Regions from separate parts of the Homo sapiens genome. Here region 2 is linked to region 1. Evidence: chromatin contacts called from ENCODE Hi-C data. All regions are on one chromosome and are shown on one strand. The core of a region is the stretch at or near the end of the contact, and the rest is flanking DNA. Distances in the headings are between cores, read along the strand shown. Region 1 overlaps SENP2 (SUMO specific peptidase 2). Region 2 overlaps LOC100131635 (hCG1645011-like).

Region 1 (4,436 bases), core at 810-3,309:
CCAGCCTGGGCGACAAAAGTGAAACTCCGTCTCAAAAACAGGCTGGGTGAGGTGGCTCATGACTGTAATACCAGCACTTTGGGAGGCCGAGGCGGGTGGATCACCTGAGGTCAGCAGTTCAAGACCAGCCTGGCCAACATGGCGAAACCCCATCTCTACTAAAAGTACAAAAATTAGCAGGGTGTGGTGGTGGGCACCTGTAATCCCAGCTACGCAGGAGGCTGAGGCAGGAGAATCGCTTGAACCTGGGAGGCGGAGGTTGCAGTGAGCTGAGATCACACCATTGTACTCCAGCCTGGGCGACAAGAGACTCTGTCGCAAAAAAAAAAAAAAAAAACAAAAAAAAAAAACAAAAAAAAAACCACTGGCTTTAATGGTGATAATTTGCTACTAATAAAATCAATAGCTGTTTTTCAACTGAACACTTAAACTTTTAGATCCAAATAAACTGTTTGGATCTAAAAAACTATATTACTAACATGTTTCCTTATGCCAAGGGAGACATGTGAGTGCCTAGAGAAGTATGGCCTGTGGTCTCCCACATTCAATTCAGGAACTCAGGGTCAAGCAGAAGGCCATGCTATAGACTTCAACACTCTGCTCTTCCCAATTTCATTATGTCCTGCAAGTTTTAAGAGCCGTCCGGAAGAGTGTAGGTTAATGGAAAGCTCAGTGAGAACTGCTCTGAAGAAGCCCCTCAAAATAATACATTAAGCTCAGCATCATTCACGTGGGCGGAATACAAACTGACATTCCTAACAGGACTTACCTAGCATGGACTCGATCTTAACCATGGTACCAAACTCTCAAGTGAAGCACACTGATGCCTGGTGAAAGCCAGGCGTTTGGTATGATGCTGACCTAGTGAACCTCTGGCCTTTTTGGCTGTGCTCATTACCTGGTCCCAGCACTCACTGGCACAATGCCAGGAGCCCAGAGAAAGGAGCAGGGGCTGCGGGGGGGGGGGGGGGAGGGGGAAGGGGGGAGGGAGGGTGGGGAAAGGGGAGAAGGGGGGAGGGTGGGGGAAAGGGGGAGGGTGGGTGTTAGGGAGAGAGGGAGGGGGAGGGAGGGGGAGGGGGGGGAGGGAGGGAGGGGGGAGGGAGGGAGGGGGAGGGGAGAGGGAGGGAGGGGGAGTGGGAGGGGGGGGGGAGAGGTGTGGTACAACCTGCTCCCGCTTCAGTCATCACCCACCACATGGCCTCTGGCTGACCATCCAGTAGGCCCAGCATTTTCCATCCACACCACAGGCCCCATGTCCTAAACCAGGAGTTTTACAAGTCTCAGGGAACTGGCTGCAATAGCTGTAACCAGTATACCTCTGGGACCAGCAGCCGGAGCACTGCAAATGGCAGGCGTGTAGATTCATAGGTAACACGTGCACAATTTTTCCAGTTTTACCTCTTGCTTTTATGAACCAGAACAAGTCTGGGAGGTTTAAGTAGGGAGAGGGTTAGAAATCATTTCAGCATATACTTTTTTAGGTTCTGCCAGACCACCTTTTATTACATCAGAAAAGCAACACTAGGCACTAGATCTTGCAAAATATGTTCTGACCAACTCTAAACTGTCTGAAGTTATAACCATATCAGTAAGGTTTTTAATGAACAAAAAAGTTAAATACAAACTTTCATATGCAAAATAGATTATTGTATAACTGGCAACCTCAGAGCCAAGTACTAAATTTTCTTCCACAAATTTCAGTGGGGATGGAGTGGGGAGATGTTAGTCTTAATGAGTAGAAAACTTAATTTAGACTTAATATATAGAAAACAAAAACTCTGAGGAAAAATAGCTTTAAATTGAATAGTATCTTTTGAAATAAACAGCTCAGGCCAGCCCCTACAATTCTGAGGTTTATACTCAACCAGATCTGGGATGAAAATGAAGATTTAGGGTTTACAGTTACTTCAAATCCATGAATCCAGTTTGAAGACTAAGCCAAGTCACCACATTTCCAGAAGGGGAAGTCTCTTTAAGGTGACCACAACACTCTTCGGAAGATGCTTGGATAATCAGAGTCCCTTGGGCACAGTTCCACTGTTCACGGCACTGTGCCAACGCTGTAGTGTCAGACTTCCTCTGAAAGGCAACAGGAGCCCTATCCCACAGCATTTTCATTTCTCCCAGCATTTTTTGAGCCTCAAAAAAACAAAAACAAAAAAAATCCCAAACCCTCCAGCTTCATGTTGGCAGTTACTGCTCCAGCTCCACTTCCTTCCGCCCCCAGTGAGAGTTCCCTCCTGCTCTTCAGCAGGGAGTGGCAGCTTGAGTAACATTCCTTTCAGAAATAAATAGTTCAAACAAGTAATTTAGAGCTAACTGTAAAAGAGCAGCAGTAAATGACCACTGCCCATTATGTTTGCAAACGAGTGAGTGAATGAATACGCTGAACAAACACACAGAAACAAACAATTCACAGAATAAATCCTGCATTTCCCACATTCATAGGGAAAAGAATCTCTTAAAAAAAATATTAGTTAGCGTTTGTTCTTGTGTGGGTTGAACAGTCCAAAGCTCTGAGCAGGCACAGCCTTACAAACAGGATTGCAAGCAGCCCTCTGCACCCCAAGTCAGGACTAGAGTACAGTGAGAGGCCTTCATGCACTTTTGACAGCTCAGTACCTGTGAGAACAGAAGTGATGCAGGGACTTTTTAACCCACAATGCATGAGGTATATGGAAATGTCTGTGAAAGAACCACCAGCAGCTAGAGGGACCAGGCAAAGTTTTCTCACAGCAACTGCTGATGAAGGATTTCCCACACCATCTTCTTCCGGAAGAGAGGCATCTGGTGCTGCAAAGAACCCCATAAACAACGCCCGCATTACATATTAATGTGCATGGCAGCACAACCTTCAGGTGTAATCATGTAATAAAGCAGGATGTCCATGTGCTTTTTCTAAGTGTTGACATTTTTACATCATGGAACATACTTATAAAACCATTTTTAACAGTTCATAATTACATGATATGTACCATAAGCACTTTTTTTTTTTTTTTGAGATGGAGTCTTGCTGTGTCACCCAGGCTGGAGTGCAGTGGCGCGATCTGCTCACTGCAACCTCTGCCTCCTGGGTTCGAGCGATTCTTGTCCCTCAGTCTCCAGCGTAGCTGGGACTACAGGTATGTGCCAGCACACCCGGCTTATTTTTTATATTTTTAGTAGAGACAGGGTTTCACCATGTTGGCCAGGCTGGTCTTGACCTCCTAACTGCAGGTGATCCGCCCGCCTCAGCATCCCAAAGTGCTGAGATTATTTATAGGCAAAAGCCACCACAGGCGGCCTACCATAAGCATTTTTATATGTTAAGGAAAACCAAAGCAGGATGTAGAATTATACAGTATAGTACAACTTCACAGTCCTGCAAATATCCACGTGGTGGCACAATAGGCAACTTTTCTACTTATATGAATTTTCAAAACATTCTAAAATGAACATATTCTGTTTTTTTATGAGAAAAACGTATTTATTTAAATAAAAAACAACAAAATCTACAAGTTTCTTTCTGCTCTACCAGGCGTTGTACATTGCCAATTCTGTTCAAACAGCAACTTCTCCCTTTAAAATCTCATCTTATTAGGTTCAGAGAACAGCCAACTGCTTTGCTATTTGGCAACATGAAACAATGAGATGTTTTGCTTAATAAATGATTCTGCTTTAACTGAGAATCACTACATGGGCAATTTGCAAAGCAGCAACACAAAAAGCAACTCCAAAATTACCCGTAGTACAACTAGTCCTTCTAGTGTATACGGAAGTTCACATTCTTGGCCAGGCGCGGTGGCTCACGCCTGTAATCCCAGCACTTTGGGAGGCCAAGGTGGGCATATCACCTGAGGCCAGGAGTTCGAAACCAGCCTGACCAACATGGAGAAACCCCGTCTCTACTAAAAATACAAAATTAGCCAGGGGTGGTGGCGCATTCCTGTAATCACGGTTACTTGGGAGGCTGAAGCGGAAGACTTGCTTGAACCCGGGAGGCGGAGGTTGCAGTGAGCTGAGATTGCGCCATTGCACTCCAGCCTGGGCAACAAGAACGAAACTCCGTCTCAAACAAAAAAAGAAGTTCACATTATTGAGGCACTCCTGATGTATCATTATAAATAGTTGGATGTCCCTTACTATAAACTAGTGATGTCACCGGGCGTGGTGGCACATGCCTGTAATCCCAGCACTTTGGAAGGCCAAGGCAGGTGGATCACCTGAGGTCAGGAGTTCAAGACCAGCCTGGCCAATATGGTGAAACCCTGTCTCTACTAAAAATACAAAAATTAGCCAGGCATGGTGGTACATGCCTGTAGTCCCAGCTACTGGGGAGGCTGAGGCAGAAGAATCGCTTGAACCTGAGAGGGAGGTTGCAGTGAGCCAAGATCACACCACACTGCACTCCAGCCTGGGCAACAGAGCAAGACTCCATCTCAAAATAATAATAATAA
Region 2 (4,652 bases), core at 1,957-4,456, 2.1 Mb before region 1:
AATTAAATCAAGAAACGGCTCCACTTGCTAATGTTTAGTTAGCTTATCTAGGATATATACCCTAGGAAAGAATATAACTGCATTTAAAAAAATTTACCCTAGACTCCAGAATTTCCGTGAATTCAGACTGATCTAGTCCATTTGTCCAGATGTGTTCAGATTAATTGCATAATTTGAATAAGAGGTATATTCTGTGAGGTCCTAGGAAGATTATAAAGTTTAGGAAAAAAATAGCCACTGCCCTCAAAGTGTTACCCACTGAAGAAGGATCCATGCACACGGAGGGCTGTGTGGTAAAGGTAGAAATCTTACAGAGGCTCAAAGGAAAACAAGGATTATTTTCATCCTTGAGAGATTCAGAAATGCCTTAATCATTAGAAGAGTTTGCATCTAACTGCACTTTTGGATAAGACTCAAACTTGTGGAGTTAAGGCAGGGAAGGACGTCTCTAGCAAGGGAGAGGCAGAAGCAACACTTGGGAAAGCAGGGAACGGACATTTGCACAACGCTAGCTTATCTGTCGGCAGAAGCCCGGATGCATATGGGTTCTTCACCTGGCCTTGGAGAGGCAAGAGCTGCCCCAGTCCCTCGTAGGGAGAATCTTCCTCTCTGGGTCTTTGAGCAATGACATCTTTCTTGGGTTGATGACAGCTAACAGTTTGCCTCTGATATCCCTGCAGTGTGAGAAGTGTAACCTGCATTTCCGTCACAAAAGCCAGCTGCGACTTCACTTGCGCCAGAAGCATGGCGCCATCACCAACACCAAGGTGCAATACCGCGTGTCAGCCACTGACCTGCCTCCGGAGCTCCCCAAAGCCTGCTGAAGCATGGAGTGTTGATGCTTTCGTCTCCAGCCCCTTCTCAGAATCTACCCAAAGGATACTGTAACACTTTACAATGTTCATCCCATGATGTAGTGCCTCTTTCATCCACTAGTGCAAATCATAGCTGGGGGTTGGGGGTGGTGGGGGTCGGGGCCTGGGGGACTGGGAGCCGCAGCAGCTCCCCCTCCCCCACTGCCATAAAACATTAAGAAAATCATATTGCTTCTTCTCCTATGTGTAAGGTGAACCATGTCAGCAAAAAGCAAAATCATTTTATATGTCAAAGCAGGGGAGTATGCAAAAGTTCTGACTTGACTTTAGTCTGCAAAATGAGGAATGTATATGTTTTGTGGGAACAGATGTTTCTTTTGTATGTAAATGTGCATTCTTTTAAAAGACAAGACTTCAGTATGTTGTCAAAGAGAGGGCTTTAATTTTTTTAACCAAAGGTGAAGGAATATATGGCAGAGTTGTAAATATATAAATATATATATATATAAAATAAATATATATAAACCTAAAAAAGATATATTAAAAATATAAAACTGCGTTAAAGGCTCGATTTTGTATCTGCAGGCAGACACGGATCTGAGAATCTTTATTGAGAAAGAGCACTTAAGAGAATATTTTAAGTATTGCATCTGTATAAGTAAGAAAATATTTTGTCTAAAATGCCTCAGTGTATTTGTATTTTTTTGCAAGTGAAGGTTTACAATTTACAAAGTGTGTATTAAAAAAAACAAAAAGAACAAAAAAATCTGCAGAAGGAAAAATGTGTAATTTTGTTCTAGTTTTCAGTTTGTATATACCCGTACAACGTGTCCTCACGGTGCCTTTTTTCACGGAAGTTTTCAATGATGGGCGAGCGTGCACCATCCCTTTTTGAAGTGTAGGCAGACACAGGGACTTGAAGTTGTTACTAACTAAACTCTCTTTGGGAATGTTTGTCTCATCCCATTCTGCGTCATGCTTGTGTTATAACTACTCCGGAGACAGGGTTTGGCTGTGTCTAAACTGCATTACCGCGTTGTAAAATATAGCTGTACAAATATAAGAATAAAATGTTGAAAAGTCAAACTGGCTTGGTCTGGAGGGCTTTTCTTGCGTTGGAATGGGGCCTGGCCTGCGTCTGACTCCCTCAGCTCCTAACCTAGTGGAAAAAGCTCTTGGAGGGAAGGGGCTGCTGGCTGCTGCATTCTCAAAAACGAGCGTCTTTTGAGATGAGGCTAGGTTCCTGGTACCTTGGCATGAACGCACATTTGGATCCCAGCACCAGGAGGGACTGCGGACTCCAGGCCCTTTCTGAAGAGCTCAGGTGGGAGATTTTGGAAGGACCTCCCACTCAGCTCTAGGCTAAGCACTTTTGTTTTGTTTTGTTTTGTTTTGTTGTTTTTTGAGACAGAGACTCGGATCTCAGCTTACTGCAACCTCCGCCTCCTGGGTTCCAGTGATTCTCCTGCCTCAGCCTCCCAAGTAGCTGGCATTACAGGTGCACGCCACCATGCCCAGCTAATTTTTTGTACTTTTAATAGAGAAGGGGTTTTGCCATGTGGGCCAGGCTGGTCTCGAACTCCTGACCTCAGGTGATCTGCCTGCCTCAGCCTCTCAAAGTGTTTGGATTACAGGTGTGAGCCACTATGCCCGGCCTAGGCTAAGCATTTAATGACTTCCCTCCTAGCTCTGCTGACACATAGATAGGCATCTCTTCTTCCTCTGAACCTCAGTTTGCCCAGTTTTGGAAGTGAGAAGGCCCATCTTGCTTTCTGGCTTCACGAACAATTTCTCTCTCCTCGGCTCATGGGGCAGTATGAAGGCATGTGGCCCCAGACATATATTTCTCAGCCTGAGTGCATCTGGGGCTTTTTGGTGTCTGCTGGGTGATTGGCAGACATCTGCAGACTCAGAAGCTTTATGAATGGTTAGTGGCCAAGCAAACCTCCATCCCTGCAGAGGTGCTCTGTCCCAAGAGCCCTGCGGCAGAACTCAGCCACCTCCTCCAGTGTGACTTGGGACAAGCACTTTCCCTCTGGGTCCCCTTTCCAACCTGTCCATGAGAGTGAACTACACCATTTATGATTCCCTGATTCAGATGTAAGTTCACCCTAGCTTGCTTTGCACCTAGTTTTATTTTACCTCAAAAAACGCCAAGGATCAAGTTTGACCTGAGAACAGTGAGGACAAGTGTGGTTCTGGTCACTGGCCCAGAGGAGAAGCCTGCACACCCCCCTTCCTGTTCCTGGGTGGCAGTGGGGAGAGCATGTGGAGTTGAGCCTGTCCCCAGGGCCATGGGCCCACTTGTTGGGCAGCCGTGTCCCTTGGCAGTGCCTTTGCAGCAGGCTCCGAGCACGTGCTGGGAAGCCATGGGAGCTGACCACCCAGCACCCCACAGAGAGCCTCAGAAAGGCACAGCACCCTCTGCCAGCTGCATGGCCTTTCAGCTCAGGTTTCCTTTGAAAATGACTTTAAAGGACTTGCCAGCTCGAGGCCTCAACTCACCCTGCTCTTTGAAAAGGGAGAAAATGATCCCTCTGCTCCCATAGAAACTTGGCAGGAGAACTTACAAAACAGACAGCTTCAGGAATGACAATTCACAGGCCTAAGGGAAGCTGGCCCCAGGGTCCCTTTGCTCCCAGAGTACCTCCAAGTTTGTTTGCATTTCATTACTGTTTAATAGAGAGATGGAGGGGCGAGGGCAGATAGTGTGGGTGGCCATTTAAACAAAAGGGAAGATCAAAGAGTGAGTAACTGCAGCCAATTGACAATCAATAATAACTAAAAAGAAAAGTCTCTAAGCAGATAAGCCAGGGCAAAGGGAATATAAAATGTTTACTAAAAAGCAAGATGTAAATGCAGCTTTTCACCCATACATGGAACATGCGTGGTGTTCTACATTGTGGGATTTTTAGAGGATAGGTTTCTGAGGATCAGTGTGATGAGGATGTGTAAGGGGTAATCCCAGAGAAGCGGGGTGGTTAGAATTATGCAGAGCTATTTAGTAGTTGGAAGGGAAGGGGTGGTTAGAATTATGCAGAGCTATTTAGTAGTTGGAAGGGATGGGGTGGTAAGATCACCTAGCTCAAATCTTGCACCTGACCCATGAAAGGATTGAGGCAGGAGGGCTGAAGGCACTTTCCTACTGCCGCCCAGAGCCTGGGGTGGAGAGTGGAGAACAGGCTCCTGCTCTTTACACAACCCTAAGGGAAGGAAAACCAGAGGCAAATGTTCCATTTTAATTTTTAATATTTATTTATTTATTTATTTATTATTTTATTTTTCTTAGAGATGGAGTCTTGCTCTGTCACTCAGGCTGGGGTGCGGCAATGGCACCATCATAGCTCACTTGAACTCCTGAGCTCAAGCAATCCTCTTGCCTCAGCCTCCAGAGTAGCTGGGACTACAGGGGCCACCACCATGCCTGGTTACAAATGTTCCGTTTTAGACATGGGGAAATGGAAGGAGGAACTAGTCCAAGGTCCCGCAGCTAAAGGTGTCCGGGTAGGCTGAGTTCGCACAGTGGTTGTCATTAGAACTTTAATCAGTTCAATTCAATTGTTAGGCCTCAGGCTTCTTGGAGAAATGAGCTATTCCCTTTGAAATCTGGGTTTCCATTTTCTCTCTCTGTCTCACTCATAGTAATAATTAATAATAAGGCTGGTCACGGTGGCTCACCCCTGTAATCCCAGCACTTTGGGAGGCCGAGGCAGATGGATGACTTGAGGTCAGGAGTTCGAGACCAGCCTGGCCAACATGGCGAAACCCCGTCTCTACTAAAAATACAAAAATTAGTCAGGCGTGGTAGCGCATGCCTGTAATCCCAGCTACTAGGGA

Evidence for each region. A loop is a pair of places that touch in the nucleus more often than their neighbours do.
Region 2: a map of vagina shows a loop between it and region 1 (10-fold over the local background). The contact joins two enhancer-like sites. A Hi-C loop is called at or near these places in 1 of 168 maps with a recorded cell type or tissue (vagina).

What each region holds. Positions count from the first base shown.
Region 1 is chr3:185,628,139-185,632,574 of GRCh38, reverse strand. SENP2 (SUMO specific peptidase 2) reads right to left here. Exons shown (of 17, transcript NM_021627.3): 17 at 1-2,793. The coding sequence ends at 2,731. Among named protein-coding and RNA genes, the nearest start is that of SENP2, 44 kb to the right of the region's middle. Within about 2 kb of position 2,059, at least 15 of the 41 ENCODE cell types and tissues checked have a DNase peak (open chromatin) inside an H3K27ac peak, as active enhancers do.
Region 2 is chr3:187,718,630-187,723,281 of GRCh38, reverse strand. The region is part of intron 2 of LOC100131635 (hCG1645011-like); the gene reads right to left. It overlaps BCL6 (BCL6 transcription repressor), which reads left to right. Exons shown (of 10, transcript NM_001706.5): 10 at 681-1,901. The coding sequence ends at 824. Among named protein-coding and RNA genes, the nearest start is that of RTP2, 18 kb to the right of the region's middle. Within about 2 kb of position 3,206, at least 5 of the 41 ENCODE cell types and tissues checked have a DNase peak (open chromatin) inside an H3K27ac peak, as active enhancers do.